4 separate regions of the Homo sapiens genome follow, and all the other regions are linked to region 4. Evidence: chromatin contacts called from ENCODE Hi-C or POLR2A ChIA-PET data. All regions are on one chromosome and are shown on one strand. The core of a region is the stretch at or near the end of the contact, and the rest is flanking DNA. Distances in the headings are between cores, read along the strand shown.

Region 1 (6,646 bases), core at 1,615-4,114, 200 kb before region 4:
GGGATTTGGACAGGCCAAAGCTCCCACCCTCGCGTTTCTCAGTGTACTGGGAAATGACATCACCTATGACAGGGCACTATGATTAGCAAGGGGAGGGGAGGGGCCAGACCTCAGCCCAGGAGTGGGGCTTGGGGCAGGCCCCTAGGGAGAAGCAGTGGCAGTAGCCAGAGCTGGGCTTGGTGTCCCGCTCAGACAAGTGGTGCAGCCAGCTGCAGGATTCACACTCACGTCCTCTGGTAGTAAGCTCTGCTCTCTGCCGGCCCTGACTTCAGAGCAGTGCTGAAGCCGGGCAGTCCTGAGGCACAGCCATATGTTTACAGCTTCTATTTTTTTATTTTTTTTAAGATGGAGTTTCACTCTTGTCGCCCAGACTGGAGTGCAATGGCATGATCTAGGCTCACTGCAGCCTCCGCCCCCCTGGGTTCAGGCCATTCTCCTGCCTCAGCCTCCTGAGTAGCTGGGATTACAGGTGCATGCCAACACGTCCAGCTAATATATTTTTTTTTTTTTAGAGACGGAGTCTTACTCTGTCGCCCAGGCTGGAGTGCAGTGGCGCGATCTCGGCTCACTGCAAGCTCTACCTCCCAGGTTCACGCCATTCTCCTGCCTCAGCCTCCAGAATAGCTGGGACTACAGGCGCCCGCCACTGTGCCTGGCTAATTTTTTTTTGTATTTTTAGTAGAGACGGGGTTTCACCGTGTTAGCCAGGATGGTCTCGATCTCCTGACCTCGTGATCCGCCCGCCTCGGACTCCCAAAGTGCTGGGATTACAGGCATGAGCCACCGCGCCCAGCCTAATTTTTGTATTTTTACTAGAGACGGAGTTTCGCCACGTTGGCCAGGCTGGTCTCGAATTCCTGACCTCAGGTGATCCACTCGCCTTGGCCTCCTAAAGTGCTAGGATTGCAGGCGTGAGCTACTGTACCTGGCTTTTTTTTTTTTTTTTTTTGAGACAAAGTCTCTCGCTCTGTTGCCCAGGCTGGAATGCAGTGGTGTGATCTCGGCTGACTGCAACACCGTCTCCTGGGTTTAAGCAAATCTCCTGCCTCGGCCTCCCGAGTAGCTGGGATCACAAGCACCCGCCACCACACCTAATTTTTGTACTTTTAGTAGAGACAGGGTTTCACCATGTTGGCCAGTCTGGTCTTGAACTGCTGACCTCAAGTGATCCGCCCGCCTCGGCCTCCCAAAGCGCTGGGATTACAGGCATGAGCCGCTGCACCCAGCCACATATTCACAGCTTCTATTTGAAGGATCTCAAAACCACAGGGAGTGCAGCAGTGCACACCAGCCCTCTCCCCCACCTCCCTTTCCCCACACTCACATTCCTTCCCTTATGCCCCAATCACTGGCTTAGTCAGAAAGACCATTTTAACCTGAGAGTAAACGAAGGAAAGGGATACACAGTCTACTGGCTTCTGTCGCCTCACATTTTAATAGAGGCTTCAAGCAACAATTACCTATGGGATATGTCTGAGAGGCACTACAGAAAGGGGCAGAATTATCTACCAGCTTGATAAATGATACATCTCTCAGGACTTTTGGAGGAGAACCAGCTCCATGCTGCAGGAGCCGTGTGGAGCTGGGCTTTACTGCCAGGGCCTTGTCCTGGATGCTGGAAGGAACCAGAAGATTCAAAGTAGAGTCAGGGTCCTGGCCACCAGTGCAAGGCAGGCCACATGACCATCGACACTGCCACCATTGCCACCAGCCCCAGTGCAGCCCTGGGAAGGAGCTTGTTTTCTCCTCCTGGGGGACTGCTGCTCTGGTAGGAGACCAGAGGCAAGAGGAGTCCATTCCGGGCTGTGGGGTACCTGCCCTGTCTCCCTCACAGAGTGCCGTAAAACAAAGCAGCATCATGCATAAGCCCATGTTTCCAGCAGTTTATCAGAGCCTCAGATGTGTGGTGTAGATCCCATCGCCTTGAGGCTCAGGAGAACCAGCAAGCGTGTAGTGCCCTGGGCGGGGTCCCAGCTGACCATGATCCCCATCTCTGGCATCTTTTTTATGGGTCTCCCCTTGTTTTTTTTTTTTTTTCAGACAGAGTCTCGCTCTTGTCGCCCAGGCTGGAGTGTAGTGGCGCGATCTTGGCTCACTGCAACCTCCGCCTCCTGGGTTCAAGCGATTCTCCTGCCTCAGCCTCCTGAGTAGCTGGAATTATAGGCACCCACCACCACCACGCCCAGCTAATTTTTGTACTTTTAGTAGAGATAGGTTTTGCCATGTTGGCCAAGCTGGTCTTGAACTCCTGATCTCAGGTGATCTGCCTGCCTCGGCCTCCCAAAATGCTGGGATTACAGGCATGAGCCACCGCACCAGGCCTGGTGTTTTTTTTTTTTTTTTTTTTTTTTTGGAGACAGAGTCTCACTCTGTCACCTAAGCCAGAGTGCAATGGCATGATGTCGGCTCACTGCAACCTCCGCTTCCTGGGTTCAAGCGATTCTTGTGTTTCAGCCTCCCAAGTAGCTGGGACTAAAGACATGAGCCACCACGCCCAGCTAATTTTTTTGTATTTTTAGTAGAGGCAGGGTTTTCGTCATGTTGACCAGGCCAGTCTTGAACTCCTGACTTCAGGCGATCCGCCCGCCTTGGCCTCCCAAAGTGCTGGGATTACAGGGGTGAGCCACTGCGCCCGGCTGCCCTTGGTTTTAATGTGGACGCCTTGTGCTTTTTGCTCAGTATTCCTGGCCCCGGTGATCACAGGGGTTGTGAATTATGGATACAGCAGCAACTGTTTTTAATCTCCCATGAAACAAAACCAGTGTGTCTTCTGCCCCGGAGGCCGCGGGTGAGGAAGGGATGGCAGCTGCTGCGATATGGCTGCCTCGGGCTGACGTCAATGCGAGTCATTCCAGGCCAAAGACTCCACTCAGGAAGCTTAAAAGTGATACTGAAAACAGATTTGCATGTTTTCCTTTCACGGGAACTTGGCTCCTCTCAGTTCCACTGAAGATGTTTTCACCAGCCTGTGTGCAACCGGTGTGTGGAACGAGCACAGCTTGCAATGCAATTGGAAGGCGACTTTAGCTTTTGTCCTGTGCTGCCCCTCTGAAGTTTATTCAGCCGGATTCATGTTCCCAGACCCTGGCAGGCTTGGACTTTTCTGCTCCTCTTAGGAAATAGTCTGTCTGATGGTTGCTTTAAATGGAAACAAAACAAAACAAAACAAAACAAACAAAAAAAACCAGTCTCCATTTGGAATTTCAATGTCCAGGCCAAGATATTAGTCAAAACTTCAAACCATTCTTCTTGCTCCAGCTGAGGCTGCTTAGGGCTGGAAGTCTGCATGGGAAAGGGATGAGGCTGGCTTCTGTCCTTTCCTGTGGCTCCTTGTGCCCCTTCTCCCAAGGTTGGAGCTGGGTGAGGGGTTTTAGGGCCCAGGACAGCTCTCACCCGAGTAGGTGCATGGGCAGCTTGCTGTGCATCCTTTGGGTCTGGCTGTGGTTGAAAGCTGCCCTCTCTCCTGCCGGGGCTCCCATGTGGGTCTGCACTTCCTGGAGTCTCTTATTGGTGATCATTTGAGACTCTTTGCTTTGGTCCCTTGGGTTTACCTCGAGCTTTTTGCTGCTAGGGTTTCTGCCCCTCCAGGTGGTCTTATAGGTCAGGCCCCTAGCAGACCTCATGCTGGTTACCTCTCTGTGTGGCTTCAGCTGGTTCTGACCCTCTTGTGTGGCTTGCCCCCGCAAGCTCTGGGAGGGAGGCCAACCCCAACCCACTGCATGCTCCTGGTTCTGGCATCAAAGCAGGCAGGGCCAGACATGGTGGCTCACTCCTGTAAACCCAGCACTTCGGGAAGCTGAGGAGGGAGGATCACTTGAGGCCGAGAGTTCAAGATCAGCAACATAGTGAGACCCCATGTCATTACAAAAATAAATATTATTATTTTTGAGACGGAGTCTCACTCTGTTGCCCAGGCTGGAGTACAGCGGTGCGATCTCAGCTCACTGCAACCTCCACCTCCTGGGTTCAAGCAATCCTCTTACCTCAGCCTCCTGAGTAGCTGGGATTACAGGCATACGCCACCATGCCCAGCTAATTTTTGTACTTTTAGTGGAGATGGGGTTTTGCCATGTTGGCCAGGCTGGTCTTGAACTCCTGACCTCAAGTGATCAGCCTGCCTCTGCCTCCCAAAGTGCTGAGATTACAGCCTTGAGCCACTGTGCCCAGTCCACACACACAAAAATTTATTTAAAAAAACCAGGCAGGACCAGGTGTGGTGGCTCATGCCCAAAATCCCAGCACTTTGGGAGGCTGAGGCTTGTGGATCACCTAAGGTCAGGATTTCGAGACCAGCGTGATCAACATGGTGAAACTCCATCTCTACTAAAATACAATATTAGCTGGGTGTGGTGGCACATGCCTGTAATCCCAACTACTTGGGAGGCTGAGGCAGGAGAATTGCTCGAACCCAGGAGGCTGAGGCAGGAGAATTGCCTGAACCCAGGAGGCAGAGGTTGCAGTGAGCCGAGATTGTGCCATTGCACTCCAGCATGGGCAACAAGAGTGAAACTCTGTCTCATAAATAAATAAATAAATAAATAAAATAATTTAAAAAGCAGGCAGTAGTCATCCTGTACATTAGTTCCCTGTGGTTCTCTAACAAATTACGACAAATTACGATGCTTAACACAGAAATTTATTCTTTCACAGTCCTGGAGGACGGAAGTCTAAAACCACGATCAGGGGGCTGAAATCAAGGTGTGGGCACAGCCCTGCTCCTTCCGCGGCTGTCGAGAGAATCCCCAGCTTGCTGATTCCGGCTCGTGGTGTCTGCCGACAACCTTTGGCCTGTGGCCGCATCACTCAGTCCCCACCTCTGCGTCACATCACCGTCTCCTCTGCATTGGGCAAACCTCCCTTTACCCCTCTCTTGTAGGGAAATGGCTAACTGCATTTAGGGTTCATGTAATCTCATTTAGGGCTAATCCCGGATAATCTCCCCATCCAGAGATCCTTCATTTAATCACATTGGCAAAGACCCTCTTTCCAAATAAGGCCACATTTATAGGCTCCAGGGGTTAGGCCTGACACGGTTGGGGCTTTCATCAGCCTCCTGCAGCCTGACACCCACCGTCTGGATTTCCTGGATGGTAAGGGCTCTGGCCTTCTCTGCCATCAGTGAGAGGGAATCCCAGGGTGAGCTCTCTGAGAAGCTTTGTGGAAACCCACGAATTTGAGGTGAGGGGAGGCCCCCACTTCCCTTCAGGAAGCACAGCTTTCTCCACAGAGACACCCCTCAGGCAATCTTCTCTTCAAAATCATGTCTCTCAACTGGCCCACTCTTTATATTTTTTGGTGGGGATGGTGAGAAGGCTCACAGGTTGTGGATCAGGTTCTAGACTATTTCCCGTCCCATTGAAAGTAGCTTGGAACCCAAAGCATCACTTTGAACACTCTGCTACCTTTGCTGTGGAGTTCATAGTGGTTGATGCTGTCCAGGGCTGTGTGGGCTCTAAGGCTGTGCAAACTGTGAGGGCTGAAATCTGCCTGATGAGCCTGGTGCCCCAGCCACGGGGTGCCTCATTTGTGGGGAGCATGGGCCCCTCTTGTGAGCAGAGGGGCTGCCTGTGGTTCCCTCTGGGCTCTACCCTGGACGCTGATCTCGTCCCCTTCTCACACAGCCCAAGGACCTGCCAGTGGGTGGCTGGTGATGGAGATGCTGCAACGTGACCACGGAATGCTAGTGATGAATGATGCAAACTCACTTCATCCTCTGGATTTTCAGCGTGCAACTGCTGTGCTGATATAGCAATCTCCTACTCTGTGGGTTAGTAGATCGTCATTCAATAAGGAGTCAATGCTTGTGTAAACCAAGCAGAGATGGACAAGCTGGTTTAGAAAGAAAATGTACTTCTCATCTTGCAAAATGTGGCCCAGCTTTTAGAGGGGGATAAAAAACAGATTTGTTTGGAAGGTTCCGGAATGTTCAGATAATAAATCCTTTTATCTACTTCTTCCACCTTAGCAGCGAAGACAAGTGGCCTGTCTGTTGACTGCCAAAATAGGGAATGAAAAATCAGAAGACCTGGCTACATTCTAAAGATGTGGGCGTGCTGGTTCACAGGAAACCCATTTGTTCACAGGGTTACCTGTGAAAACTGCAGTTCATAGAAGAAACTGACAAATATCAGTAAAGATATCATTCAAAATGACAAAGTCATCACAGGCCGAGATTGTTTAGGGATCTACCAGCATGGCTTGATTATTTTTTTCTTTACTAAAACAGTTCCATCCCCCGTTTTGCCACTCCCAAACCCGCACCAATGACTTGAAAGAAAATTTGTGTCTTCTCGTACTCACTCCCAACTCATCTTATTTTTGATTCTTGGGTCCATAATGTCACTGGCTCAGATGAGTGAGCCTAAGTCTCTCTTACATGGATAGTCCTGGGGGGAACTGGGGAAGATTTGGGACAGCCTTGGGGGCCAAGCTTTCTCTAGGATTATCAGCCTGAAGACTGTTCCCTGCAAGGGTTGCTGTAACAAAGTACCACAGACTAGGGGGCTTAAATAACAGAAACTGAGTCTCTCCTATTCCTGGGGACTGGAAGTCCAAGATCAAGGTGTCAGCAGGATCAGCTCCCCCTGCAGCCTCTCTCCTTGGCTTGCGGATGGTCCTGTTCTCCCTGTGTCCTCATGTGGTTGTC
Region 2 (6,413 bases), core at 1,389-3,888, 140 kb before region 4:
TCTCTACCCCTCCACCCCTGGTCAGCCATCCTGATCCATCAGGTTGCCACACAGGGGCTGCGTAAGAGAGTGTGAACATAATTCAGTTCAGCCTATCAGAGCTCTGGAAAAACAGCTTAGGACCCACGACCTTCTGGTGGAATGTCCGCAGAAACATCTTCCATCAGAAAGAGAACATGTAAAACTTATCTTGCACAGATATGATCTGTTAGGCAAACAGCTTTTAGATTTGTGTTGCATTTGGTTTTAAAATGAAAAGAAATGTGTGTATATTTTCTCTCTTTTTAAATTTTTTTTTTTTTTTTGAGACAGAGTCTTGCTCTGTTGCCCAGGCTGGAGTGCAGTGGCATGATCTCGGCCCACTGCAACCTCCGCCTCCCTAGTTCAAGCGATTTTCCTGCCTCAGCCTCCCGAGTAGCTGGGATTACAGGTGCATGCCACTGCGCTGGGCTAATTTTTGTATTTTTAGTAAAGACGGGTTTTTACCATATTGGTCAGGCTGGTTTCGAACTCCTGACCTCAGGTGATCCACCCACCTCGGCCTCCCAAAGTGCTGAGATTACAGGCGTGAGCCACCACGCCAGGCCAATGTGTGTATATTTTCTGACTGTAAGTATGCTTCATATGTATTGTAGGCAATTTTAAGACATACAGAAAATGTGAGGAAAGTAAAAATCATCCCCAAATCCCACTCTGCAGAGGTGACCACTGTCAACGATTTGATAAGCCTCCAGGTGTCTCTTTTATGAATACGCCCTCACAACAACATTTTTACATAAATGGGCTGCAAATGTTGTATCAGCTCCTACTTTTTATCTATCAGAATGATCCATGTGAATATCTTCCTATGGCTTTGGATGTAGATTTCCAACATTATGTTTAATGGTTGCATAGCATATGATTAAACATACTATAAGTCACTGACTCAATCACTTCTAGGTTGTTTCAGCTTTATTTATTTTTTAGATTTATTTGCCACACTGTGATGACTATCTGTGCAATTTTTTTCTGGTGGCTCAACTGAGAATAAATTCCTAGTTTTAAAATTAAGAAGACAAAGAGTACTCATGAATAATTTTAATGTACAGGGTCAAATTTCTCCCAGAAAATGTATAACACTAAACATCTACCAATAATAAGGAGAGTTCCCATTTCCACACTCTCTGGCCAACACTAGCCATTGACAATATTTAAAGTTTTGGCCAATCTGATAGGTTAAAACTGATGTTTTATTGTTGTATTGATTTGCCTTTCCTAGATCATTTTACTTTTGAATGGTACTGTTTATGGTTAAATAGAGGCAAAAATAATGACTTCATATGAGGATATCATTACTACATGAGGAACTAAGGCTGGCATGAAGGCAGACATATGTTATTCAGAGAGCCATGGTGCCAGGTGCCTAGCACAGAACAGTTTGATAACCATTTGAGGGTAATAATATTTTGTTGATTGATTGATTTATGGACTCACCGGTGACTACTTTCAGGAACTGGTTGAATGGCATCTAGAAGCCTGCATGGCTCTGGTCATAAAGGATGACAGGATGACATTTGCCTATAACTGCAAGGCCACTTGCAGGCAGAATGCACGTCCCATGTCTTGTTGATGTCTGTGCAAGATCCACCTGATCTAATCTACCTGACCTCCCTGGCTCAAGGGATCTTCTTGCTTCGGCCCCACAAGTAAATGGGACTAAAGGCATGTACCACCAAGCCTGGGTAATTTTTGTATTTTTAGTAGAGACGGGGTTTCACCATGTTGCCCAGGCTGGTCTCGAACTCCTGGACTCAAGCGATCTGCCTGCCTCGGCCTCCGTAAGTGCTGGGATTACAGGCGTGAGCCATGGCGCCTGGCCTCCCTTGGTCTCGAATGGGTCTCCCCATTTCTTTCCTTTCTGGGATAGGAAGATGACAGCTTCACTTCAGCCAATGTCACCAAGAATTTCTCTCCCTTCCGAGATTGGAAGGTGACAGCTTCATTTCAGCCAATGCAACCAAGAGAGGCTTCGGGAAAGTCAGAAGATGGCTAACGCTGCCTGTGACCTAGTGCAAGGGGGAACTGGAAGCCCCCAGGGACGATGGTGGAGAAACTGAGAACATGGGGTGGCAACTCTGCCCTGCCAGCCTCCGTGGTGGACTCTTGCCACGACGAACAGCCAGGGTGGGAGAGGCCCACTGCAGGGAGCTACTCCTTCCAGGCCTGGTGCGCAGTGGTTTCCTGCCTTGCTAAATGGCCGTTGCTCGGTGGTGATGATTCATGGCATTTGGAAAGTGTGGCTGTGTTCTGAACAGGGAAGTGAAAAATAACACAGCCAAGGTCAGTGCAGGACAGGATAGGGGCTGTTACAAAATGTGCAGTTTTACTCTGAAAAATGCAGGGGGTGGGGAGCCACAGTAAACTCGGTCCTGGTGGTTCACACCGCGTGCGTGGCGCCCTGCTTGCTCTCCTTTACAGCATCAACTTTTCCGAGTGTCAGTCACTAATTTGTCCCTTGGAAGCGGCTGCTGGTCTTGGCTGAGCGGCTGTGGGTAGGAGGAAGTGGATGCGTGATTCAGTGAGTGTCTGCTTCCTCTCTGACTCAGGATTGGATCTGTTTCTGAGGGTGGTGCCAGGGGGCACAGTGTGGCTTTAGCTAGATTCTTTGAACTTGGAGTCAAACCTGAGGCTCTGACCCCTTGTAGCCGCTGGCCCTCCCTTGACCCCTTTGGATGAGTGAGGGGGCTCAGCTGGACCCTATGACCTTGCTTCACATTGGGTAAGCCTTCTGACCTGAGGCCTTCCTGTGGTTTCAGCTGAGAGAGGCTAGTGACATAGAGAGCCGAGGCAAATCCTGGATCTGTGCCTGCCTCAAGAGCTCCCTCCTTTGTGGGAGTTGCATTTGGGGGAGCAGCATAGTTCTCAGGGGCTCCACCTAGGCAGGCGCTAGACTGATGGAGGAGGCAGTTGAAGGAGGAGGTAGTTTTCTTGTGGTCCCTTTGTCTATTTAGCCAATGATACGATAGGAGAGGGTCAGGTGGGGAGCTGAGACATTCCGAAGTGAAAAGTCAGGATTGGCTTTTTCTTCTAGAGCATGGAGTTTTCCAAGGATCTGTCACTAGTGTGCCGTCTGAACAGACATCGCTGCTGACACCTAAAACCTCTTCTAAGAAACACTCCAATTATTCAGATAATTGCTTGTGCCTAAGACTGTATAACCTAAGAGTCGGGTGCAGGCTTGATAAAGAATTGGAAGCCCTCTGCAAAACTGCTACAGGTGTTCTGTGTTCCGACGCCCTCCATCACCTTGGACAGGGGTTCTTCTTCCGGCCCAGTCTCTCCCATTTCCTCTTTTCTCCCTCCATCTCCTCCCATTTGCTTGGCCAGAGCAGAGGCTCGGCTGGTCTAGTTCAGGTAGGATGGCCAGCATCCAGTCACTGCCATATTCAACAAGGACTTGAGAGCTTCTAGAGAGAGAAATGCAAGTCAAACCAGCCTGGGCTTTTAAAAGGGGGCTTTGTGTGACCCTGGACACCTGCAACTGGGAGCCAACACTGCCACGTGCTCTCTCTTTTCTCACGCCTCAACTTCCTCTGAATACTGATCTAAATCTCTTTGCTAAGCTTCCTCTCTATGGCAGGTAATGTGCACGATGGCAGCTTTTGCTTATTGTACCTCATGACTTCACTGCCAGAAAGGGACAGAGAGGGGCCTTCACGGCCTTCACTGGGGCCAGGTGACCATCATTGGCTCAAACACTGCGGCTTGGGAAGAGCTGAACTGATGCCTGCTCACATCTGGACTCTGATTTGTGCTAGGGAGGGGGTACTTTCCAGAAGAAGGGGCCCCTGTCCTGGAAGACATACAATGGAGCCCACCACCGTGGTGCTGAGAGCTATTCCCAAGTCCTAGGGCGCAGTGGGCCCTCCTCCTTCGCCTCTGCTTCCCCTGCCTGGCAGTGAGGGGCATGGCCTGGGGGAGGGGTGACATCTGTCCACAGAGCCCATTGTTTTTTGGCTTGAAAATCCATAGGAAAATGGGGGTTTTTCTCAGCTCCCTTTTTTTGGAGTGGGGGCAGCAGCCGTGTGATTTTCTGAGTGGAATGCCTTGGAGGATCTAAGCGGTGAGTGAAGGAAGAACAAAAGAACCATTCTCAGAAGCATGGCAAAAATGAAACCAAATAAAAACCCCATAAAAATCCCTACCGGGGCAGAGGAAATACCAAGCCAGTGCTTTTGGAGTGCAGATTCTGTAATAAAGGAAAGATTCATGGATACGCTGTGCAACTTGCTTATGTTTGGACTGGAGGGAGAATGTGCAGGAACATGATATAAAAGAGTCATCCAAGAAAGGGAGGCATCGCTGTGTGCATTTGTGTTGTGTGTTGTTGCAATTCAGGAGTGGACTAAGGACTGGGGTTCATGGGGAGCCTGAAAGAGACACTGGACTGGTTCAAAGTTTGTGCACAGCTGCGGAGATCAGATGACTGTCAGCTGGGCCTGCCCCCTGCTGCCTCTGCTTGATTGCAGGAGGAACTCTGACCTTGATTTAGTCACCAAAACACCCATCTGGAAAGCTCTTTGAAGATTGATTAAGTAAACACTCACAGCACAGACAATCATAATTGAGTGACGTAGCTGAATTATCTGCAGTGCGTGGAAGAATGCACTGATGAGAAAGCTCAGGGGCATGTTCCCTCTCTGTTCCTCTAATTTGGCTTCCTTACTTAGGGGTACAGTTTCGGGCACCGGGAGTGTTTTGAGGGGATGGCGTGGAGGATGTGGAGACTTTCACTCTCATTTGGCAGGGTGACACTATCCCAGGCATAGAACACCACCCGTCACCGCACTGCAGCTGGTGTGGCCTGTGGCAGGTAGCGCTGTCCGCACAGCTGACCTGAGATGCTGCCTGTAGGGGGTTTCAGTTCTGCTTTGTGACTGTGGGCTGCTGTGAGCCCACTTTGGGAAAGGGCTCACAGATGGGGAAGGCCTGGATTTCATCTGGGAGTGCCTCACCTCTCTGCACGGTGGTTCTGCTCTAGGAAAGAGCTGGTGGGCCTCTGTGGGCATGAAGCAGTGGCCACGTTAGTTCCCTAATGATCTCTGCAGCTCCGTGGGAGATAGAGATGGGAATAGGCTGTCAGCTCTGGACTCGGCTTCTGGACTTGGTATGCCTGGAGTTTGTTGAGTCCTCTGGATTCGGGGAGCAGTTTTGATGTTCATTCAATTCATTCATGATTGATCCATCCACCTATTCACTCACTCACCAGGGCTATCATTTCATCATTCAATCACGTTGAGATAATGTCTCTCCCACTTTTTCTCTCTCCTGCCTGGCACAGTGCCAAGCTTCTGCCAGGGCTCTGCACATTTGTTTACATCTCTTCCTGCTCTGCTTTTGTTGTGGTTGAATATCTAACCCCCAGGACCTCAGAATGTGACCTTATTTGGTGATAAGGTCTTTATTTATTTATTTACTTAATTTTTGATACAGAGCCTCGCTCTGTTATCCAGGCTGGAGTGCAGTGGCGTGATCTCAGCTTACTGCAACCTCTGCCTCCCGGGTTCAAGCGTTCAAGTGATTCTCCTACCTCAGCCTCCCAAGTAGCTGGGATTACAGGTACATACCACCACGCCGGGCTAATTTTTGTATTTTTAGTAGAGACTGAGTTTCATCATGTTGGTCAGTCTGGTCTCGAACTCCTGACCTCAGGTGATCACTTCAGTGATCCCAAACTGCTGGAATTATAGGTGTGGGCCACTGTGCCTGGCCAAGTGTGAGGGTCTTTAAAGAGGTGATTAAGTACAAATGAGGTCACGAAGATGGGCCCTAATCCAATATGACTGGTGTTCTTCTAAGAAGAGGAGATGAGGACATAGACACACACAGAGGGAAGCCCATCTGAGGACATGGGGTGAAGATGGCCATTTCCAAGCCAAAGAGAGGCCTCAGAAGAAACCAACCCCGCCGGCACCTACACCTCACACTTCCAGCCTCCAGACCGTGAAGAAGTAAAGTTCTGTTGTTTAAGCCAGTCTGTGGTACTTTGTTATGACAGCCCGGGAAAATGAATACAGCCTCTCAACACGTTCACTGAGCATATAGCCATCTGCAAGTTATTCTAGATGATCTACAGATGAAAGTAGAGAAGTACAGGAAAAGAGGAACGGGAACGAGCTCATCTTTTCTTCTTCATTTTCTCCTCCCAAACCCTCCCTACTCAGCCTCTCCTTACCTCTACCCTCAGCAGAAAGCAGAAACTTAGGGGGAAATGAAACAGAGTGCTCTCCAGCAGATGCCGCCCTACGGAAGCTCTGGAATAGAATGGAGACCCTTCAGTATAGAATCAGAAGCATCATTTTCTTTTGGCTGTCCCCCACTCTCCAAGTTTGTTTTTAGCTCACGTGTATACACACTCACGGCCAGAACACACA
Region 3 (6,642 bases), core at 3,369-5,868, 140 kb after region 4:
CCTGGTAGCTCCACCACTTCACCCAGCTTCTATCCATCTTTCACCTTAGAGACAGAAGGGTGGAAGCTCTTTAGAGGCTACCTTGCCACCTGACTCCTCCCTGCCCCTCCTTTGAGACCTCCAGCCCTCTGTGAGCGCAGCTCTATCTTCAGCCCTCAATCCTGTCTCCTCATCTGGCGCCCCTTTTCCATGTCCTGCAAACATGACTAGACCCTGATGATTCTCAAAAATGTGTCAGCAACTCTGCCTTCCTCTCAAACTACTGCTCCACTTCACCCCTTCCCTTTGGCACCAATCTTCATTTTATAAAAAGGCTGCATTCACTGTCCCTACTTTCCCATCCTCCACATTGCTACGGTTCAGTGTTCCGCCATTGTTCCGGCTCAGCTTCTGCCAGCACCGGGATGGCTCCTGTGCTCATGCCTGCTCTTGGGATGTGATGATCTCTGAGTTTCAGTCTTGGGACCAGCTCTTCACTTTCTCTGAGCAAACATCGTTTGCTTCCCCTGGCTGACAACTCCCAGAGGCAGATTTCCAGTCTTGACTTAAACCTTAGGGGTGCAGAAACTGTATTTCCAACTACCTATCAAGCAGTGAGTCTACCTGGATGTCCCTTGAAAACCTTTAATAAACATGACCCAAATGGACTCATCCCCTTCCCCCTCAAGCTTGCTTCTGTAACAGTTTATGTGATCATCATGATCTCCCGGGCAGCCTTCAGCTAGAACCTCAGGATTATCTTGAGTGCCTCCTTCTCTTTCATGCCTGCTATCCAATTGCTTCGTAAGCATCCCTTAAATCTCTTTCCTCTTGTCACTCTATCCCTGATCCCTCAAGTCCAGCTGACCCACATACTTTTTCCTGGTGGCCCCCAAAAGCTGTGAACACCAGCTCTTTTAGGCAGGAGCTCCAGCCCCCTCTTCACTGTTCCCAGCTCCAGGTCTCCTATCCTTTGTTCCCCACCCCTTTATTTCCAATTTCTGGCCACTTTAGCTTCATTGGTTTTAGATTTCTATATGATTTTCCACAATAATGCCTCATCTGTCCTATACTTCCGGCTTTTGGTATAAAATCACACCCATGGTCTCTGGTGAAAAACATCCTAGTCCAGTTCCTACGCCTGTGAACCCCACTGGCCAATCTAGCCCCCAAGGCTCCGTCTCTGCTCTTCCTTAGTGATGCTATTATTTATGCACCCATTTCTTTCACTGGACTATAAACTCCTTTATGACAAGAACTATTATTTACTTCTCTTCAAATTCCATTACAGGCACATAGCAAGAGAGATAATAGGATTATTAAAATAAAAAGAGGCCAGGCACGGTGAGCTTATGCCTGTAATCCCAACACTTTGGGAGGCTAAGGCGCATGAATTTCTAGAAGCCAAGAGTCCGAGACCAGCCTGGGCAACATAGGGAGACCCCACCTCTACTAAAAATAAGAAAAAAAATTAGCCAGGTGTAGTGATGTGCACCTGTAGTTCTAGCTACTCAAGAGGCTGAGATGGGAGGATCATGAGAGTCCAGGAGTTTGAGGCTGCCCTGAGCTATGATCATGCCACTGCACTAAATCCTGGGTGGCAGAGCAAGACTCTGTCAATAAAATGAAATACAATAAAATGAAAAGAGTGTGGTATGTACAGGAAATATTCAGGAACGATTCAAGGCAATGCATGTACTATAGAAATGCAGCCAGAGGGAAGGGCTATTGTGGATTGAGTCAGTACAGGAAGCTGGATCTTTAACTGAATACAGACATTGTAATTACATATCCTAAAAGCAGGAAAGCGCTGGTGACTCTGATGAAGCCTATCTTTTAATTCCTCCCAGTGCCCTAAATTCTTCCCTGACTCTGTTACCCTCTCATAACCCAGCTGCGATGACTACTGCCTGTAACACCGAGACGAGCTCTCCAGACTGTCATGAGAAGCTTGGTGCAGCCAACTTGAAGTCATGAGCTGACAACAACCTCCCTGCACATGAGGGCCAGGAGGTTGGGAGGACCCCTGTTCTGCTTACTTAGACCAAAGGGATCTTGGATCTCTGCTTGGCCCCAGAGTAGCTCCAGAATCAGAAATGTTCATCATTCCTATGAGCACATATCCAGGGAGTGTTTGATCATAAGTTCTCCCCAGAGTCAAGTCTTCAGCCAAGTGCGAACGGGCCTTGTATAATCCTGGCTGAGGCTCAAGGGCCTTGTTAGGTTTTTCCAAAGAAGTATCCTAGGCCTTCTCATTGGCTTCTCCATTTACTGTTTCCTGTAATGCTATCATGTGATTGGAATACTGCTGTCCTTAAGGCTGTGTCCCTTTGGTACGATGAGCTCAAGTTTTGTTCCCTCTTCTCCTGGCCTTGCCTCTATCCAACCCCCTTGGCTGAGAAACCACTGGACTGCATCAGCCCAGATTATGTTTTCTTCCGAGATCTTCCAGATCTAACCTGTTTATCACAAGCACAGCTGTGCATGCAGTTCATGCCCCAAATAGATAGGTAGGTTCTGCAAAGGGTACGATTTGGGTTTGGCTCATAATGAAGGAAAACTCAGTTCATAAGAAGAAGCTGGGCCATGCTTATGATCGTCTCAGATTGGTTTTGGCAGCCTGGACACCCTCTGGCCCCTTCTCCCTTCTAGCCACTCACCCTTACCTCATCACTTTTCCAGCTGCTACAGGCCCCAGATGGTGCAGAGTAGCTGCTAGCAGTGACTATTTATCATGAGGCTGTGCGGGTGTAAAGAAACATGGCCAACCACACTACAAGTGGTCTAACAACATGGTGCCCAAGGGAAAGCACGTCCTGAGCCCCACCCCACTTCAGCATGGGTTTGTTCCTCTCAAGATACTTATGCCCATCTCAGAATATCACTGACTTCTGGAGCTTGCCACAGAGATACTTACAGCTCAAGCAACACCCCAGTGGCTCAGTGACCTTCTCCAGGGTCAGCTTGTAAGCGATAACAAAACCCATCTTCTGGTTCCCTTGGTTCCTGGAGAAGCTTGATGAACTTTGCACAAAAATAATTTGGGCATATGATAGCATATTAGTAGGCAAGTTCAGACTCAGGGAACTAAAAATCCAAGTCATAATGTGATCACTCACCCCTTTGGGTTTCTAAATCCAAAAGAAGGACCTGTGCCTCAAAAGTAAGCAGAAAGAGGCCAGACGTGGTAGGTCACGCCTATAACCCCAGCACGTTGGGAGGCCGAGGTAGGTGGATCACCTGAGGTCAGGAGTTCGAGACCAGCCTGACCAACATGGCAAACCCCCGTCTCTACTAAAAAATATTAAAATTAGCTGGGCATGGTGGCAGGCGCCTGTAATTTCAGCTATTCAGGAGGCTGAGGCAGGAGAATCGCTTGAACCTGGAAGGCGGAGGTTGCAGTCAGCCAAGATCACACCAATGCACTCCAGCCTGGGCGACAGAGGGAGATTCTGTCACACACACACACACACAAACACACACACACACACACACACACACAGCAGAAAGAAAGAAACAACAGAACATGCAAATACATGAATAAAGGGAAAGATTCTGAGGTTCTAGAAAGCTTCTGTTATTATCTATTGATGCACATCCAGGCAAATGCCTTTTCTTCTTGCCCAATCCAACCCTGTCTCCAACAATAGATAGATGATAAATAAATAGATATGTAGGTAAATAGATAGATCCAAAGAAAAAACTGCTGCAGTATCACTCTCGTTAGAGCGTTCCTTTTAGTAAGAGAAAGATCCTAGTTCTACCACACATGTTAAACTTTCTGTGCAATGGCCTGGAATTTCTACCATCTTTGCTGATATAGATCACCCTGAATAAATCATGGGATTGATCAGTCCTTTGGCAAATGTTTCCAAGTGTAATTTATATGTACTGCCATTACTAGGGCACCTGACTTGCTGATATTTTTAAACAAATCCAGGTTTGGTCACCTTGAAGAATGCTTGCTCCTTTGCGGCAGATGGGTACAGGACCCATCCTGACCCATCCTCTCCAGTCCCTTGGGCTTTAGGCTGCCTGCTTGCTGTGGTAGGGGCCAGAGTATCATTTGCCATTTTGATTTGGTGCTGCTCAGTCAACGCTTTGTGCTTCCCTGCTGCCTGCTAGCTCACAGCCCTGAGTCAGAGAGGGGCTCCCCTGAGAATCTGCCTTATGTCATTTGTACATGGCTGGGTCTGGAAATCTTGACAAAGCACTTTCTATAAACCACTGTGAGGGAGGGCAAAAATAACAGTAATAAATAATGCCTCTGAGTCATCCATTAACCTCTGTTGATGCCACCTCCGTGTCAGCTGTCACATGTTGATAGTGTCACCTAGAATCCCTGACGGGGACATGCAAGCCTGTGCATGTTCCCTCCCCCATAGCAGTGCTGATGAACATCCCTCCTGTACAGCCCATCTGTTCTGGTTCCATGTGGCTGGGCCTGTTTCTCTCCGAACTGCTCTGAGCAGAGCAGATTTTATTTTCATTACTCTTGCCATGAAGGTCTCCAAATCCTAAGCTTCCCTTTGGTCTTTGCTGTAAACCACAAGGTCTGCTGTTTGGCGATGCACTGCTTTGCCAGTTTGCCTTCAGGTCAGGCCTCTGGATTTCCAAAGTCCCTTCGTGGAATTTGTCTTGGGAAACCTCCACCCACTAGGGCCACAGGGCTCAGCCCACCAGGGGAGTGTCTGCAAAGCTGAATGGGCTATTTCTCTGTCCTGTGCCTCCCTCTTCCAACCTGTCCTAGTTCTTGCTTAGCTAGACTCTCAAGGCTTATTTTGACATGCTTATCTCCGTATGGCCCTGCCCTAAACAGACATGGCAATAAGTGCACACTTGTGGCTCACCTCTATGTGGGGCAAAGTCTTCCTCTCCATGAAGCCTGTCAATTCAGTGAGCTGAGAAGCACTAGCTGAACCAAACTTAGACCTTCTTTGCAGCCTCTGGACTTTCTCTAGCCCTCATGTCTATAGTGAAGTATCACTGTGGGGACAGGCATGGGGCCTCCTCTGGGTTCAGCGGTTCTCAAAGCATTTCTTCCCTCTTTTTTTTTTTGAGATGGAGTCTCGCTCTGTCACTCAGGCTGGAGTGCAGTGCACTGGCGCAATCTTGGCTCACTGCAACCTCCGCTTCTCTGGTTCAAGCAGTTCTCCTGCCTCAGCCTCCCAAATAGCTGGGAATACAGGTGCATGCCACCATGCCTGGCTAATCTTTTTTTTTTTTTTTTTTGCATTTTAGTAGAGACGGGGTTTCACTGTGTTGACCAGGCTGGTCTCAAACTCCTGAGCCCAGGCAATTTGCCTGCCTTGTCCTCCCAAAGTGCTAGGATTACAGGAGTGAGCCACCATGCCTGGCCCATTTCTTTCTTTCTTTCTTTCTTTCTTTCTTTCTTTTTTTTTTTTTTTTTTGAGACAGAGTCTCACTCACTCTGTCACTTAGGCTGGAGTGTAGAGGAGCGATCCCGGCTCACTGCAACCTCTGCCTCCTGGGTTCAAGCGATTTTTCTGTCTCAGCCTCCTGAGTAGCTGGGATCACAAGCATGCACCACCACACCTGGATAATTTTTTAAATATTTTTAGTAAAGACAGGGTTTCACCATTTTGGACAGGCTGGTCTTGAACTCCTGGCCTCAAGTGATTCACCCACCTCAGCCTCCAAAAGTGCTAGGATTACAGGCTTGAGCCACTGCGTCCGGCATCTTCCTTCATTTTATTAATTGCACAGCATGTGGTATTTGGTCACCTGTTATGAGCCTGACTCCATGCCAAGTGCTGAGGCCGTCACCCTGGTTAAGATCCCCACCATCTGCAGCCTACTGCAGTGGAGGAGGCTACATTCCCGAAGGTAAGTTACAGTGTCAGCAAAGTGCTGTGGGCCCCTGAGCAGGCGGTTGGGAAAGCCTTTACCAAGGCAACGATACTTGATTTGGGTCTTATGGGAGGACAGGGAGTGTAATCCAAAGTGAAAGGGCAAGGGAGGTCTAGCTAGAGGGAGGGTGGCAGGGGATCGGGGCCTGGTGTGGAAGTCATGCGTTGCACTCATGTGTGCATGGACCCCAGCAGGGTAAGTGTGAGGCCACAGGCGGGACCCCATGTGCCATGCTTAGGGGTTCAGACATTGTCCTGGAGATGATGAAGGACCCCTGAGAGTTTTAAGCAGAGTTGGGTGTGAAGATGGATCTGAGAGGCCAAGACCGAGCAGGGAGACAAGTCATGATGGTCCTGATCCGAGACGGTGTGGGAGGTGGGAACTGACTTTAAGATGGTGGAAATGCAAAGCCAGGTGATGTTTCTGGGACAGGATTGACCAAATCTAGTGACCTACTAGATATAGGGAGAAAAAATAAGGAAAGCATAGGGGATCACACTGAGGGTTTGCATTTGAGAGACTAGAGTCAGGAGGCAAGGCAGGATGGGGGTGGAGAAGGGGAATGATGGGGCTGAAATTAGACCACAGTGGTGGTGGGAATGTGGACACTGAGGGAAGAGGAGGCAGTGAGCACACGAGTCTTTCATGATGTTTGGTGATGAAGAGAAGGAGGGATGTTCTGTAGCTTTAAAGGATTTTTCAAAAGTAGGAGAAAGAACCTGTTTGTAAGTAGAGGGAAGATACGGTAGAGAGGGAGAGATCATAGGGTGTAGAGAACTGCCATTTGCTGAG
Region 4 (7,197 bases), core at 181-2,680:
CCATGTATTTAAGTTCTCTTTCATGTAAGAAATATCTTTATCTTTCTGTGTTGCATTCTAGGTAATTTGTTTCCAAACCACTTCCTGGATGATCAATTCTCTCTTTGGCAATCTTTGCCCCGTTTATTAAGTTTTTATTTTTAATGTTACACATTTCATTTCTAGAGGTAACATATGGTACTTTTTCAAATATGCCTGGTCTTTTAAATTTATTTTCTCAAAATTTTGATTTCTCCTTTTACATTTCAGTTATGTTAACAACAATTCATATCCTCCTTCTGATAGTTCTATTAGCTGATGTTCTGGGGGTTCTGGGGACTCATTACCTGTGCCGCCCGTTGTGTCTGTTTATTCTTGTTTGTAGTGCACTCTTGCTCATGTCTCTAAACGCATTTTGTAATTTTCGATTGTGAGCTTCTATTTAAAAGAATGTGCTCACTATGGGAATCTTGTGTGGCAGAGGTTGAAGATTGGTTTCTATAGAGAAGTTTTTTATTTGTTTTGGCAAGTGCTCTTGTGATATTGGGACTCCTTTTATGTTAATTAATTGACGTAGCTTTCCTAGACCATACAGGTGAGTAAACTTAAGCTCCAAACCCATGTGAAGTGTGGTCTGTGGTTATGAAACTTGAGGTGACCTTGTTTTCCCTCAGCGGATCTCCCACTGCTCAGGCAGCCAAGTGTCAGCACTTTTTCTTGTGCTCAGACCTTCTTTATACTCAGTCTCTGGGATTTCCTTCACTCATTTCAGCTGTGCTTTTAACACCACACTTATTATTTTTCTACAGCATATTTAGGCGTTTCTGTGGCCAGAAGCTTTTCAGATTCTCCTCTAAGATATTGCCAAAATGATAGTTCTTGTCATCCTGAATTTCTGAACACAGAAAAAGTTTTCCCACGATGATTACAGATTTTGAGATCTCTCTAGATACTAGGGACATCTTTAGAAAGCAGGCCAAGAGCCTTGACCAAACTTACGGCAATTCTATTGTACTGATCAGAAAATATCACTTACTTTTGCATGTAGATTTTATTTAGATGAGAGTTAGGTTTTGTTTTGCAAAGAAAATAGCTAATGTATTCTTTGCTAAGAATGACGGTGATACACAGCGGTTGGATTTATTTAATAAAATGTGAGATGTTAAGAAAAAAATCTTAGGAATTTGAAGACACTGAGAGTGTTCAATGCAAAAAAAAAAAAAAAAAAGGCAGAGAGAGAGGGTGTTTCAGTTGCCTGCACCATACATACTCGCTGGTTCCGAATAATGCAAGGATTTCTCTCTTCTGTTCCGGTCTTTTGATGTTGAGTTTCCTGCCCCTTAAATATCTGCTTTACCAGAAAATGAGAAAGTCTTCACCCAAAAAAACAGCACAGAAGTGAAGCCAAGTGACTGTAAAAGGTTTCATAGCCTGGTCAACAGGGAGGCAGCTGGCGATCACTTCCTGCCTCACCCTGGAGGAAGGAGCTACTAAGGAAAGGGACGTCTAAGCTGAAACAACTTCAGGTGGTTCCTGTCCCTCTCTAGAGACTTTAAAGTCTCACTGCATGGAATGCCCTTGATATCCAGACTGGGAAAATCTAAGCCTGTGGACCAGGAAGAAAAGTCATTCATTTATTCATTCGTTTATCACTCCTACTACTCATGAGAGTCAAGTGAGGGCTGTCTGGGGACTTAGGGTAGGAAACTTTCAATATGGCTAGATATATGCACTTAACTATTTCTTTTTCTTTTGGATTGACAGTCTTATTTACTCTGAATACAGGGCATTCATAATGCTCATTGTTGCTGCTACTATTCTGTGAACACATGTTTAGAAAAAAACGTGGTGCAACGGTATGGGAATTCTGAGTTCACTTGTTCATCCATTTTTTTCTTTAAATAACATTTATCCAGTGGTATGTTATATAGAGCTTTGTACTGGGTGGAGTGGGGCTAAAAAGATGAATGATAAATAGTTTCTACCCTTAGGAATCTCAGTCTAATACCATGTGGGGGATGGGGCAGTATATTTACAGAAAGAAATGCTACATGGGGCATATTTAACCCACAAATGATCTAACTGAAGAATCAGAATAAATATTTCCATACATTTTAATTGTGGTAAAATATACACAACATAAAATTTACCGTTTGAAGCTTTTTTTTTTTTTTTGTAGACAGAGTCTTGCTCTGTTGCCCAGGCTGGAGTGCAATGGCACGATCTTGGCTCACCACAACCTCTGCCTCCTGGGTTCAAGCGATTCTCCTGCCTCAGCCTCCTGAGTAGCGGGGATTACAGGCGTGCACCATCATGCCCAGCTAATTTTGCATTTTTGGTAGAGATGGGGTTTCTCCATGTTGGTTAGTCTGGTCTCAAACTTCTGATCTCAGGTGAACCGCCCACATCAGCCTCCCAAAGTGCTGGGATTACAGGCATGAGCCACTGCACCTGGCCTATTTGAAGCATTTTTAAGCGTACCATTTGGTGGCATTCATTAAGTACATTCACATTATGGTGCAAACATCACCATCATCCCGGAAGCCTTTGCATCTTTCCAAACTGAAACTGTACCCATTAAACACGAACTTCTCATTCCCCTCCCCCTAGTCCCTGGCACCCACCATTCTACTTTCTGTCTCTGTGACTTTGACTCCTCTAGGTGCCTCATACAAGTGGAATCATTCAGCAGTTGTCTTTTTGCATATTGCCTGTCCAAAACTTTTTGAATGGAAAGAAGTATGTTTTACAGAAACAGGAAAGTCCCAGCCTTGTCTCTGACTGCTTCACCCCTTGGTTCAGCCCAGTGAAAGCTGGTCAACTTTCCTTAATGCTCTGAGATCCGTAATAGCACAACCATTTTAGTATCTTTCTCTGAAGACTGCAACACGCTGTCATGATATTAGTCAACTCAAGTCAACTGACATTATTATAGTGCTTATGAGGCTGCTCCTGCCTGAAAGCCCTTCACTGCCTCCCTGGGGTGTGGGTGGAGGATGAGATAAGCAGCTCACAAGTGGGACAGAACCCTGGCTCTGCGGAAAGCCCAGCTGGCTGCCACGGGTGGCATGTTTCTCGGGGCTTCCTGTGTGAGCGCATAGACAGCCCTGCTAGTCCCTCAGCCCAGATGCCTGCCAGAAACCCAAGCCCTGAGGATGCCCCTCCAGATGTGTGCTGTGAACTGAGCTTTCTGAAATCCTTCTCCTGGGGCCAGACACTCATCAAAGCGCCAACTCTATCGCAGACTGCATTTGAGTCACCTGTTATGTTTGAGATCCGCCCTGTGTTGGGAGCTGAAACCTGTTGGCTGGTCTTGCTGGGGTTAGGGAAGGGCCTGAAGTCTGGAAGAGGACTAGGTCAAGTTTCCTGCTGTACTTCTGAGGTCCTGGACGTGAAGCCGAAATGCTGCAGCTCACAGCCAGTGTGGTCAGCCGAATGGGAGTCAGCTCTGGGCGGCTTATTGCCATGAACAAAGGAGCTCAGTTGCTGGGGTTCACCTCCTATCCCATCAGAATACAAGCTGCACTGGGGCTAGATGTCCACGGCTGTATCCTCAGCACCTAGAAGAGAGTCTGGGACCAAGTGTGAACATCTATAAACCGGAGGAAACATCTGTTGGCAGGATATTTAGTATAGCAATATCTTTGGATAAAATAATCAACAAACAAAATTATGTTGTTGGAAACCAGAAAACGACACCACTGATGAATGTACTTAGGCTACTTAATCAAGAAATAGTCGCAATGATTCTACTTCTGTCTTCTTTTTTAAAAAAAATTTAATTAGTTGTTTTATTTTAGAATAGCATTACTGATTACCTTTCTTCCCTGGAAATTAACACATTTCGTAGAGACTTAAGGATGCATCAATGAAATACTTAGAATTGAAAGAGGAAATGAATTACTTGATTTCTCAGGATGTGTGTGTCTATTGGTGCTCTAGCACAGTTAAATGCTAATATTGCCACTGAAAACTGATGCAACTTTTGTGAAGCAACAGCTGTAACAGGGCCTCTGTGTAACACTTCCTTGTGTAGAATTAAAAAAAAAAAAGCTTAGGTTTTAGAAAATATCAGAAAAGCACCTCTTTATAGGCTTACCACATAAGTACATTGTTTTCATCCCCCAGTAGACTGCGATTGGCTTTGACTGGGGAGTTCCTCATTTGTCTCCGGGGTTGGGGCCCACTTCTGTTTTTTGACCACTGACCAGCTATGCTGTCTTCATAGAAATCAGGCAGTGGGCAGTGACCTGGTTCTTACTAACTCTTGTGATGCCTCACGCGATGTTATATCTGTCACCAGCACGCTCTCCTCTCCTGAGAGAGTGTTAGAAAATTGCGTGGTCTGGGAGTGCAGGGGTTAATGAACAGTTCGGAGATTAATGCTTCCTCTCCTTGTGGTCCCAGATGTCTTCGGGAATGCTTGAATCCTCTCCCTTTGCATCTTTTCCCTTATTTGTAGGGTTACCTGTCACATCCCTTTCGAACTTGCAGGGACCATGTCTGGACAAATTAGCCAAAGACTATACCTATGTTTGAAGCAAAATTTAATATTCCTCCAAAATTATGGCTTTCCAATTCTCCATGGCTCATGAAGAGGGCCCCTTACTCTTAGACAACAAATATTTCTGAGCACTGGCCGTGTTCCAGGCAGTCTGCTGAGATCTGGATCTGATGATGCAGTGGTAAATACACACAGACCCCACCTCTGCTCTTTCAAAGCCTATACCTGGTGAATGGCAGAAACAATATTTCTCCACGCCTTACACTCAATGAGTAACAAAGAGGAATCACAGTTATTGGCATAGCTCAAAAATTTTTTTTGTCAGATCCAGTTTTGCCAATCACTATGACAGGGCCAAATCTATAAAACATTGGGAGCTTTATAGGAGATAAAATATCCTCTAAAATGTAGAGAATTTTTATAGCCCAAATTCCTATCCAGAGTCTCCAGCCCCTTTGGGACTAGACAGCCCCCTCAAGATTCTCAGGGAGCTCATCACATTCCCCATTGGGCAGTGTGACTAGATAAGGGCCAAGGGCATGAGTCAGTGTGGGAAGTGGCCCCAGCTCAGCTCAGCCACTGTGGCAGGCAAGAAGGATGCCACGAACACCGCCAATGGCCTCAGGGAGGTGGGTGGGTTGGAAGTGTGGTGGGGGTCATGTTTGGTTATGTAAATATGACTCCAGGCAGAGCCAGTGCTGAGTTTGATGATGGAGGAGGATTGGAGGTAAAGCTAGAGCTCTCAGAGCCTTCCCTGGGATAGAGATTCCTGCTGACACTGCTGGCCATGATAGTCTGTCTGGGGAGCCATGCTCACCTTCAGCTCCTGTGCAGAGAAGGGTGGCTGGGGAGGTGTTGCATAGCTGGGGGCATGCTAGGTGCATTGATGCCACTTGTTTCTCCACTTGGCTTCAGTCCAGAGCCCCACTCTGGGCTGGTGGCTGGGTAAGACCATAGGTAAACAGTAGACTTATAGTATGGTTTGGGGGCTATTTTGCTATGATTATGTGGGCACGGGCTTTAAAGACTAATGGCCCTGGTGTCTTCATGCTACTCTGTATGCTTTGAAACCTAATGGCCTTCTGGCACTGCCTTTCAGTTGTTGCATGACTTAGGGTAACACTAGTAGCAGTAACAAATAAATGCTCAAATTTCAGAGCCTTTCCACTGATGCTTATGTCTCATTCAAGTCAGTGGGTGGCTTCCCTCCAGGTGGTAACTCAGAGATCCAGGCTCCTTCCAGGATGTGACTCTGCCATCTCCTAAGGCCCTGGAGAATTCTGCGTGGAGGTGGAAGGTGACAGAGAGGGCATGTCTTACCACCTTAGCCCAGAGTGATACATATCACTTCTAGTCATGTGTTGCTGAGGTAAGGCAGTGGCCCCCAAACTTCTTGGGCACCAGACAATTTTTCCATGGACTGGGGTGGTGAGGGGGATGGTTTCAGGACGATTCAAGCACATTATATTTATTATATTTATTGTGCACTTTATTTCTATTATGATTACATTATAATACATAATGAAATAGTTACACAACTCACCATAATGTAGAGTTAGTGGGAGCCCTGAGCTTGTTTTTCTGCAACTAGATGGTCCCATCTGGGGGTGATGGGAGACAGTGAGAGATCATCAGGCATTAGATTCTCATAAGGAGCAACCTGGATCCCTCACATGCGCAGTTCACAATAGGGTTCACTCTCCTGTGAGAATGTAATGCTGCTGCTGATCTGACAGGAGGCAGAGCTTAGGTGGTAATGCGAGCCATGGGGAGTGGCTGTAAATACCAATGAAGCTTCACTTGCTCCCCTGCTGCTCACCTCCTGCTGTGTGGTCTAGTTCCTAACAAGCCAAGGACTGGTACCAGTCTGTGGCTCTGGGTTTGGGGACCCCTGAGATAGGGGACCAGAATGTGTAATCTCACAATTTCTACACTATGGAAAGAGCCACGTGAGTGTTGCTGAACAGTTAGCTTCTCTGCCTTGATAATGGGGTAAACTTCCAAAGTCTCAGTTTCCTCATCTGTAAAACAGAGAAATAGAAGCTCTCACCAGCACCTCTGAGAGTTATTGTGAGGATCAGAGCTAATGTAGGTGATGTGACTAATCTAGTGCCGCCGTGGTGGACAGTCAACTCATGGCTGTGATTACTGCCAGCAAGAGGGGCTGTCTTATTTACAGCAAGGGGGATCTAGTCTCATCCTCTCCTCCAGCTCCTTTAAGTGCTCCAGATCCATGCCTGTGCTTCTGCCTACATAGGTTTTATAATGACCATTAAGCAATACGCATTCCGTATGATGATTATTATGTAAATCTAAGTATATTTCATGATTACTATGTAATATATATTATCTATTGTGATTATTATGTAAATGCAAGTGAGCATCTCACTCCAACATATGTTTCATGGACTAAATATTCCTGGGGCATTGACATAAGCTTTTAAATATTGCTCCATTGTTTGCTATCATTCAAAAAGGCTTTTGTTATAAAAGCAATAGAGGTCACTGCAAAAATTACGAAGGCACAGACAGCTATATAAACTGGAGCTTAAAATCTGCCTGTCTACCCTTGGGTCCTCCTACCCAGTGAGCCCTACTTGGATAAGTAATTTTCATGAACAGTTTTGATAAATCTTTCCAGAAATACTCTATGTTTACATACAAGCATATGTAAATGCTTTTATTTTGCACAAAAGCAAATCATGCTAAAATGT

The links. Hi-C counts contacts between places; a loop is a spot of excess contacts on that map. ChIA-PET counts read pairs that join two places held with the same protein, here RNA polymerase II (POLR2A). Pooled maps may share reads with other maps.
Region 1: a map with no recorded cell type shows a loop between it and region 4 (9-fold over the local background). The contact joins two enhancer-like sites. A Hi-C loop is called at or near these places in 8 of 37 single-sample maps with no recorded cell type and 9 of 50 pooled maps. POLR2A ChIA-PET finds 5 or more read pairs at or near these places in 5 of 52 experiments (GM10248, activated CD4-positive, alpha-beta T cell, activated T-cell and 2 more).
Region 2: a map of endothelial cell of umbilical vein shows a loop between it and region 4 (7-fold over the local background). The contact joins the promoter of LINC03108 here to the enhancer-like site in region 4. A Hi-C loop is called at or near these places in 15 of 168 maps with a recorded cell type or tissue (B cell, CD14-positive monocyte, CD4-positive, alpha-beta T cell and 8 more), 37 of 37 single-sample maps with no recorded cell type and 18 of 50 pooled maps. POLR2A ChIA-PET finds 5 or more read pairs at or near these places in 17 of 52 experiments (AG04450, CD4-positive, alpha-beta memory T cell, GM10248 and 11 more).
Region 3: a loop to region 4 is called in a map of GM12878, with 6 times the contacts of the local background. The contact joins two enhancer-like sites. A Hi-C loop is called at or near these places in 1 of 168 maps with a recorded cell type or tissue (GM12878), 12 of 37 single-sample maps with no recorded cell type and 3 of 50 pooled maps. POLR2A ChIA-PET finds 5 or more read pairs at or near these places in 7 of 52 experiments (BJ, GM10248, HEK293 and 4 more).

What each region holds. Positions count from the first base shown.
Region 1 is chr1:235,044,514-235,051,159 of GRCh38, reverse strand. No RefSeq gene overlaps it. Among named protein-coding and RNA genes, the nearest start is that of LINC01348, 22 kb to the left of the region's middle. RefSeq lists enhancers at 97-166, 2,724-3,018, 3,732-3,781. Within about 2 kb of position 2,864, at least 29 of the 41 ENCODE cell types and tissues checked have a DNase peak (open chromatin) inside an H3K27ac peak, as active enhancers do; they include endothelial cell of umbilical vein, where a contact is called at or near this core.
Region 2 is chr1:234,977,001-234,983,413 of GRCh38, reverse strand. LINC03108 (long intergenic non-protein coding RNA 3108) reads left to right here and starts at 2,638. Exons shown (of 2, transcript NR_186308.1): 1 at 2,638-2,758; 2 at 3,071-6,413. RefSeq lists an enhancer at 3,376-3,879.
Region 3 is chr1:234,698,012-234,704,653 of GRCh38, reverse strand. No RefSeq gene overlaps it. Among named protein-coding and RNA genes, the nearest start is that of LINC01132, 23 kb to the left of the region's middle. RefSeq lists enhancers at 4,118-4,412, 4,195-4,444. Within about 2 kb of position 4,618, at least 12 of the 41 ENCODE cell types and tissues checked have a DNase peak (open chromatin) inside an H3K27ac peak, as active enhancers do.
Region 4 is chr1:234,838,889-234,846,085 of GRCh38, reverse strand. The region is part of intron 2 of LOC107985365 (a long non-coding RNA gene); the gene reads left to right. Among named protein-coding and RNA genes, the nearest start is that of LINC02961, 82 kb to the right of the region's middle. RefSeq lists enhancers at 2,923-3,042, 3,842-3,911. Within about 2 kb of position 1,430, at least 15 of the 41 ENCODE cell types and tissues checked have a DNase peak (open chromatin) inside an H3K27ac peak, as active enhancers do; they include CD14-positive monocyte, CD4-positive, alpha-beta T cell, GM12878 and 2 more, where a contact is called at or near this core.